Linked DNA regions of Mus musculus: region 2 is linked to region 1. Evidence: chromatin loops called from intact Hi-C (ENCODE). Cell type or tissue: left cerebral cortex. All regions are shown on one strand. Each heading gives the region's core, and the rest is flanking DNA. Links, peaks and the distances in the headings are about the cores only.

Region 1 (4,390 bases), core at 302-4,301:
GACCCCCACAGAGGTCAGGCCCAAAAGGTTGAGAACTGCTGGTATACATAGTGAGTTCCAGGCCAGCTAGAACCACATGGTAAGAGCTGTCTTAGAAGAAAGAGGGAGAGAAGGAGGGAAAGAGAAAGAGAGAGAGAGAGAGAGAGAGAGAGAGAGAGGAGAAAGGGGAAAAGAAGGAAAGAAGGAAGAGAGGAAACGAAAAGGGAAGAGAGGGGAAGAGGGAATATACATTAGCTAAAAATCTGCTCTATGAACTTTTATTTTTGGCTCTCCAGAATTTTAAGAATCTTTTGAACACGGAGTCTAATAAAGAGATTTTTGTTGGTTATTTATTTGTTGATTGTTGGTTGTTAGGTAGGCGTGTGAGTGGGTAGGTTCATTGAGATATAGTACCACCTTGTAGTCCAGGCTAGCCTTGAACTCTAAATCCTCCTGCCTCACTCTATCCACATGCTGAGACTACAGGGATACCCCAGCATCCCCAGAGATTTCTGATTGGCTGCTGCAGTCACTTCTGGGCAAATCTAAATCAGCTCCTTGTTTCTGGGCTGTCCTGTCTCCAACCAATTAGTTAGTTAATTTCGAGTGTTCAGCATCTGCCTCCACAGTGCTCGATTGGGACTGTGTGATAAGGGGGCAGTACACACTCTTCTGCTGGGCTCGTTAGGAGGTGCAGGAGGCTAAGAGTGAAGAACCGAGTTCAGCTTGGATCCTATTCTGGCCTATAGGTCCTGGAGCCCCACCATGTCAACACCAGTCACAACCATGAGCACTCACAGATAGCTGTAATGGGAGTGTGGGATGCAGATAGGACTCTGGGCTGGACTCTGGTTCCAACCTGAGAAATGGGACACCCAGAAACACAGTGTCATGGAGCGTCGTGGTGAGTTCTGTGGTACAGATAGCCAGCCATGCAGCCAAAGTGGGGGGTGGGGCAACAGATTGGATAGGAAAGGATCAAGATTGTCGCTAGCTTCAGAGGCAGTCCTGTGGATAGAATGATTAATAGGCAGAAGTTAGACGTTTAATACACTTTTGTTGTCTGCTAAACGCACTATCCAGTACTATTGTTAATTGTTTTGGGTGAAACAGACAACAAAGAGTTAATACCAGCGACAGCTTTGGGTTTGATAATGTGCTGTTATATAAGATGTTATCATCGCTGGACGCTGGGTGAGTGGGACATGAGAAAAAGTACTATTTTTGCAACTTCTCATGAAATAGTCCTCACTTTATGTCACCACCCATCACCACACCACACCACACCACACCACACCACACCACACCACACCACACCTCACCACACCTCACCCACTCCTCACTGGCTTCTGGCTTCACCTGAGGAGAGCCCCTCACTCTTCTCTTTAGAGCCTGCTCTTGCCTGTGTTTACAAAGGCTGAACTGTGGCCACTCACTGGGCTTGAGATACTGTGATGAGTGCCAGGCTCTGAGGCAACCAAGTGAGGCTCTCAAAGGACGGAGTGGTGGCACTAGCTTACGCCTGGACGCGGTGCTGTGCCCCTATGATTTGGAGTCTCTGGAATCTGGGCCTTCCAGGGGCATATATGTGTGTCTTCCCACCATACCTCATGGCCACAATCACTAACCAGGCTTTTCTTGCCTTCTTTTCTTCCGTTTCCAGGATGCTTCAATTGCACACAGATTCCATATGATGAGAGAGAAACACCCTGAAAAATTCAACAGCAGGTAAGCGAGCTCGCTGGCTGCCGTGGTGGCACCCCGCCTGCCCGGCACTGCAGCCAGTGCGGGCCTCCCACCTGCTACCACGGAAATGTCCTTGGCCTGGGTCGACCGCCAGGGGACTTCGCTTTCCTGCCACGTTGCCGGAAGGAGGGTTTCCATTTCTAAGAAGGAAAAAAAAAAAAAAATGTCAGAAACCTGCCACAGCCTAGCTGCCGGTCCCCTCCCGCAGGAACTGAACAGAGGGAGGGGTCTGGGACGGCATGAGTGGCAGGGAGCCTGCCTTTGGCCTCCTGGAACCCCTCCAGGAACTTAGAGGTTTCCTCTCAAAAGCCAGCGTCTCGCAGGGGATTGGGGGAGCGAAAGGCTCTGCTAGGGTCTTAGACCCGAGAAGGTGCCAGGCACTCTCCTGGACAGCAGAGGGCAGCAGTGAGGTCCCTACAATGCTGTGACCATCGAGGGCATCACAGCGGCTTCCTATTGGCTCCTGCATGCCTGGAGATTGGGTTCAAACTGGAAAGAAAAGAGAAAACCAAATCCATTGCAAGAGAACCCAAATCTGTCTTGCAAAGCGAATGAAATTTACCAGAACCGCGAGGTAACTGGCAAACAATTACCATGGAGTTGTCCATTTTCCTTTTCTTGCTCATTTCTCTCTCTTCTATGACGCTATCGTCTTTGTTGTACTGATTTGAAGATCATGCCTGGATTCCACGCCTAGCCCCAGGCAGGTGGGCAGCAGTGGGATAATGACTTGGGCTTGATCTTTGAACCTCACGGGTTGCTATTGCGTGAGGCCGCAGAATTCTCCTCAAAGCAGAAGTTCGGGTGTTATTTGAGGACATTTCCCTACCAGCTCAGCCCCTGACTCCACAGCCTGGGAGCTATACCAGGAAGAGGCTGAGAACAGTGAGGTAATGTCAAACCCGGATCTAACAGCATCTGAACTGTATTAGGGTGACATTCGGTCTCACTCAGACCCTGGACCCACAGCATACTACAAACATGTCTTGCCAGCCCTTGTTGTCTATAGTCACCAATGGGCAATGACAACCCTTCCTCCACCTCATCACCCCCGGGCATGCATGCAACCACTATTTTTAAACCACTATCATATTTTATTAAAGTATTTACATGGAAGAGTCCTATTTACACTGGGAAAGTAGGCAAGCTTTAAGATGTTTAAAAGTCAAATACAAATTTGTTAATGACAAGAAAAGATGACAGGCATAAAACCCAAGTTCAGTTGTGCCCAAAGCTTTGAGATCATTGGTATTGTGACTATTGAGAGTCTGCACCCTTAGCAGGCATGTGGTGTAGGCTCAGAGATAAGTAGGTGCCAGAAGGAACCTTTCTCAAGAGACCAGATCTCCTGACAATAGGTAGTTTACGTGCTGGTTTCGAAGCTTCTTGTTTCGCCTCTTCAAGTCTTTTTCTGAGGTGACCTTGAGCTCCATTGATGGGCCAGGCAGCATGGAGTGGTGGCCTTTTGAGAATAACCACTTTGGGGGATTTCTCTTTGTGTCCCAACTCTGGGCCAGCTCGTTTCTTCCTTGATGTTCAAGGATGCTGTGTCCATAGGCTCCCCTTCTCCGCTGTCTGAGGACCTGGCCTGGCACGCTGCTGTTGTTACTAAGCTGTTTCAGGACCGCCCGCCCAGCTTGGTCCTCTTGGTGCCTGGACAGTCCTTCCCTTTAGAAGTGGTGCTCATACGGGAACAGGCCCTTCTTGATCATCTACATAGGATGTGTGGAGGTGTGCTGTGGCCTCTTCAGGAAGTGGCCCCGACTTGAACCTTTTGGCAGAAGTCTGCCTGTTTCCCACACAAATAATATTTATTTCTGCCTCGTCCATCCTCTTGTTCTTCCTCTACAAAAAGAACCAAACCTGTGTCCTCTCTTCTCCCAGAAAGGCAGACAGATGCTCATCCCAGTGGAATAGCAGCCTCAGGACTGCTTTTGGAAAAAAAGTGAACAAAACAACAACAACAAAAAATCTCTCATTCTACCCATTCTACAGACTTTTAGTGTCTTCTTTACACCCAATACCCTCACAGGTTCTCAGGTGCATGTGTCTGGGAAACCCATGGGTTCTGCTCATTCACTCATTCACTTCCTCACTCTCTCATTCATACATTCACTCACTTACCCACTTACCTGCTCATCCACTCACTCACTCATTCACTTGCTCATTCATTCATTCACTCATTGGCTTGTTCACTCATTCATTCACTCACTCATTTGTTCATTTGCTCACTCACTCATTCACTCACTCGCTCAAAAACATCTTTTGAAAATATACTGGAGACTACATGCTATTAAGTGTTTGGGACAGATGACCCAGAACTCACTGCCCGCTGCCCTCTGCAACCCCACTGGAAACAGACTGAAAAGCAGGGTGATTACCAGTGTGTATGAAGTGATGTGTCTGCACAGAGGAGACCTAAGAGAACACAAAGCAAGAAAATGGAGCTGGCATGGAGGGCTTTCTAATGGCAAAGATGCCACATCGGGGATAAAAAAAAAAAAAATCAAGAATACGTTTTTTACAACTTGATAAAAAAAAGAAGGGCTGTCCGCAGAGAGAAAACCAGATGTGCCTGAACATAAAGTGCTAAGGCACAGCGTGCGAGGGAAGAAGCCCTTGGCGCAGCTGTTGCACGGACTCTTGCTGTGGGAAGGAAGTCAGC
Region 2 (4,390 bases), core at 254-4,253, 130 kb after region 1:
AAAAAAAAAGTATGCCCTCTATTTCTAATGGGCAAAGTAGATACTTGGGATGTCTCCCAGTTCTGACCCTGTGGTAGGAGCCCAACAGTGACTTGGAGAGACTCCAAGTCTCTCCCTTTCCCAGAGACTCTTAAGACTCCGAGCCCAACTCCTTAGGGTCTCAGGGTTCTATGCATAGAGCATTGAACAAAGTGGGCCAAGGCCCCAACACCAACCTCTCTACTGCTTCTCTGAGAAAAACATGATGAAAGTCAAATCTAACTACTGTGATCTTCCTGTCAGCCTAACTTGTTAGCGCTGAGAGAATATGGTCTCACAAGGTCCAAGCAGGGAAGGCAGGAATGAGGTATTGGTGATGGTGAAGGCGGGAGTTGTTGTCAAGGTGACTGACTTTGTGAGCCCCTCTTTATCCTCTGAACACAAGAGTTTTCTAAGGGTAGGTGCTTATCAGCTCAAATAGGCAGCCCTTTGACCATTTCAGACTTCTGGAGTTGAGAGCCTTCCTGAGTCAAATCCACTTCTAACCTTTACAGCCAGCCACATACGTCTGCCATTGTTTATTTACGTAGTCCACTGTGGGAAGTCAAGCATTCTGTTAAAATTATGCAGCGTCTTCCTTCCCTCCATGGGGGTTCTGCTCTTGGGGCAGCTCAGTGTGCTTCATTTTACATATGAGGAAACACAAAAGCAAGGTGCATTCCTTGGCTTGATTGATACCCAGCAGAACTGGGCAATGGGCTGCTTCTCCTGGCTCTCAGGCCTCACCGCTCTTCTGTCAGCCCAGATCTGTGATCTCTCCAGATGCCTGATGGGGGATGGGCATTTACAGCTAAACTGTACCTAGAATTAAAGAGTGAATGTGGACCATGCCTTTGTGTTAAAAGCTGGTTTGTAATATAATCAATTTATACTTTATTATAGTGGGGGTGGTATGGTTTTTGATTTGGGGTGGGGGGGGTGTTTTGTTTTTGAGAGGTTTTGTCATGTAGCCCAATCTGGGCACAAACTTCTGATCCTCCTACCTGAACCTGAGTGTGCCACTGTGCCTAGCGCCACCATGCCTGGCTATTCGTCAAGTTTCTTGAAATTTCTAGATAAAGTTTGATTCCATTACAAGACAGCCAGGTGTAGAAGCCACTGACTGAGGTAGAGACAGCAAGTGGCATAGATTAGTTCGCCTTGTCAGGAAAACTGATAATTTTAATAATAAGATTGTAAAGAGGGAGAAACCTGAAGTGAGAAATTGAATATCACCCTTATCGTTTGCTTTTCCAAATTTAGGTAAAGCAATGATTATAAATGACAACTTTTAGACAAAGAAAAGCTAGGCTTTAAAGGCTATACATAATTTTTATTTAAAGTGGAGTTTGGATATTGTTCTGATTTGGTAGAAAGTTTTGACAGCAGGAAAGTAATAAAAGGAGAGGTCGTGACCAAGGGGCCATCCTGGAATTTCTCACTAACAAAATGCAAATGCAGAGGCTTAGCTTCTTTTTGTATCTGAAAACATTTGATAACAATTGACTCCCGGCTGCCATGATGTCACCATCAAAAACTCATGACAGAGACTCTAATATTAGACTTCTAAATATAATCTGCTAGTTCTCAACTTATTTCATGGATTCAGGAAAACACAGTTGGTGTTATGTAAGAAAGGAATTATGAAAACCAGTCTTCTCCAGTCTGTTGGCAAGACAGCCTTTTCTTTATATATATGGGGTGGAGGTAGACTGCACACATGTGTGGGGTGCATACAAATGGTGGGGGCTTGGGGTACACACACAGGGTGTGAATACATGTGTGTGCCTGTGTATAATGGCATTTGTGTGTGTGTTGGGGGCGGGGGAGCTTTCAGAAGTCAGTTCTCATTTACCATGGGATTTGGGGGTCAGATTCAGTTCATCAGATTTGAAGCTATAAGAGAAACCAGTTGTCTGGAAGATTGTTCAGTCTTCCTAGATAGAAAAGGATGCCTATGGAAATAAGTCTGACTAGTAAAATCAGATCTAAGCCAGAATCTTACAAGTGAGTAGTAGGAATAAACATTAAATCAGAGAAGATCTGAGGGGGTTTAGCAGAACACTGTCTCCTCTGCTTATGCCCTGAGTCTTGTGATAAGGGGGTTAAGTAGTGCTCAGAGAAGTTACCCTACACCCTGCAGGTAGATAGGCAGAAAGTAGCCATTTTAATATTCTTGCCAGAAGGGACAGCCCTCGTGCTACAGTGTCTGTGTTAGGGTTTGTTCTACTTTGGGGAAAGGGCCTCTTTGAAGCAATTTAGTATCCAGGTAAGGGCAAACTTAGCTTTCTGTATTCTGGAGTGTGGACGCACGGTAAATCCTTCATTTTGAGAAGTCTTGTTTTTCTGCCCTCTCAGGCTAATCCTATGCAGAATCTGTAGTGGGTGTCTAAGCACATGGCCCAGCCACGTGGACTTACCTCATGAATTCAGGAGAAGCCATTAGCATTGTCTTAGTCCATTTTCTGTTGCTGTAACAGGATAACCCAGCCTGGGTAATTTATGAAGAGTACATAAATATACGTGTGTGACTATAAGTCTGTCCATGTGTAGTTTGTAAAGTTTATTTTGGTTCTGGTTCTGGACACCGAGGAGCATCTGCTGAAGTCTTTATGCAAAGCAGAGGGAACGGGGAGTGCATGGGAAGAGACGAGACAGTGAAGCACACTCATGGAAGTGAAGAACGGGCTGGAGAGATAGCTTAGCGGTTAAGAGCACTGGCTGCTCCTCTAGAGGTCCCAAGTTCAATTCCCAGCACCCAGGTGGCAGCTTAAGATGTCTGCAATTCCAGTTTCATGGGGGTCTGACACCCTCATACAGACAATCGGTCAGAACACCAGTGAACATGAAATTAAAAAACAAAAGTGGAGACCCTGCTTCGTCTCTTCATGACCCAGACACCTCCCTTCAGTGTGGTTACATTGGGAAACAGTTTCAAGGGGAACAAACCATCACTGGGTACCACGACTTCTTATGGAAGCCTGCCCTTCCTGATAGGCTGCTGGGAATGGCTGGGAGCAGATACTGTGGACACAAAGTTCCCCACAGACTTCCTAGGTGGTCAGCCTTGGCCCAGAGGGCCACCAAGTTGGTTTTGTCTTTCGCTCTCAAGTGTTTTGTAATTCCCCTAAGCCTGCGTGGTCCTTACTCAGAACTACTATTTAGTGACACTTGAGAAAAGACTTTGAAAATCATATTTAACTTGGAAAGATGCTTCTGTATAAGGCACATATTGCAGCTAGGTGGTGTGGTATGGTGCTGGCGCACGTCTTAGTACAGCACTTGGGAGGCAGAGGCAGGCGGATCTCTGAGTGTGAGGCCAGCCTGGTCTACAAAGTGAGTTCCAGGACAGCCAGGGCTATACAGAGAAACCCTGTCTCGAAAAACCAAAACCAACCAACCAAAACAAAACAAAAATCCCAAAGGTGTTGATGAAATAAAAGACAACAGAGCCCTAAGAAGTGTGAACACCCAGAATCCTGTCTCCAAAAGGAGAAAACAACCCAAACTGTGGTGGCAGGCTTCAAATGGCTGTGGCAACACTTTTCTCTTTGCCCCACACCCAACCCAAAGACAGGGTTTCTCCTCATAGCCCTGGCTGTTCTAGAACTCACTCTATAAACCAGGCTAGTCTCACACTCAGAGAAATCCACCTGCCTCTGCCTCCCAAGTGCTGGGATTAAAGGCACGTGCCACCACTGCCCAGCACCTTTGGGGTTTTTCAAGTCTTCAGAAACTGGGAAACAAGACTCATGATTAAAGAAATTGGGCTGGGAGGGCCCTCATTTAAAATGTCCTGGGGTGATTTTTAAGGAGTTCACTATGTATCTCAGGCTAGCCACAAGCTCACCCTAAGCGCTTAGGTTGCAAGCATTCCGCTGAGGGACCTTAATCGGTTTTTAACAAAAGGTTGCATATTTAGGTGGGGCGGGTTTTCTTGACCTTGAGCTGTAAGAGCTACCTGCTGGGGAAGTTTGTGGGAAGAAGAGTGATTTAGTGAATAAATGCTGTCCCCCCCCCCCTTCTGATTTCAGTGGTGCTTCATGCTCCACCTCCCACCAAGATCAAACGGGAGCTGCACAGCCCCTCCTCCGAGTTGTCGTCCTGTAGCCACGAGCAGGCTCTTGGTGCTAAGTATGGAGAAAAGTGCCTCTACAACTATTGGTAAGGATTGGAGTGGAGACCTAGGGTGGCGGGGGTGGGTGGATGGCATGGAGAGCCTTGCAGAAAAAGGCTCTGGGCACAGCATCAGAAGTATCTATCAGGCCCTAGGGCAGAGCGTCGCCGCCCTGTGGTGTAAGCTTCTAGGTCTAGCTCATTCCACTGAGCCCATTTTATGCTATGCATGAAAGGCAAAACTTTCATTAAAATG

The links. Peaks named below come from ENCODE experiments on the same cell type or tissue, not always from the same donor. Only the 100,000 strongest peaks of a DNase experiment are listed, where the experiment ranks them.
Region 2: it touches region 1 in a loop (3-fold over the local background); 1 of 42 quality-filtered maps calls a loop at or near these places.

What each region holds. Positions count from the first base shown.
Region 1 is chr16:22,545,969-22,550,358 of GRCm38, reverse strand. It overlaps Dgkg (diacylglycerol kinase, gamma), which reads left to right. Exons shown (of 25, transcript NM_138650.2): 20 at 1,643-1,707. Gm15651 (a long non-coding RNA gene) reads right to left here. Exons shown (of 3, transcript XR_384735.4): 1 at 1,779-4,390; 2 at 442-1,688. Among named protein-coding and RNA genes, the nearest start is that of Gm15651, 8.1 kb to the right of the region's middle. In left cerebral cortex, for the core only: CTCF peaks have their summits at 1,893 and 2,096 (motif pointing right); DNase peaks (open chromatin) are centred at 1,522 and 2,118; H3K4me3 peaks cover 946 bases; H3K27ac peaks cover 2,060 bases.
Region 2 is chr16:22,412,637-22,417,026 of GRCm38, reverse strand. It overlaps Etv5 (ets variant 5), which reads left to right. Exons shown (of 13, transcript NM_023794.2): 6 at 4,053-4,182. Among named protein-coding and RNA genes, the nearest start is that of Etv5, 25 kb to the left of the region's middle. In left cerebral cortex, for the core only: no CTCF peak of the experiment used is centred there; DNase peaks (open chromatin) are centred at 1,661 and 2,499; H3K27ac peaks cover 1,916 bases.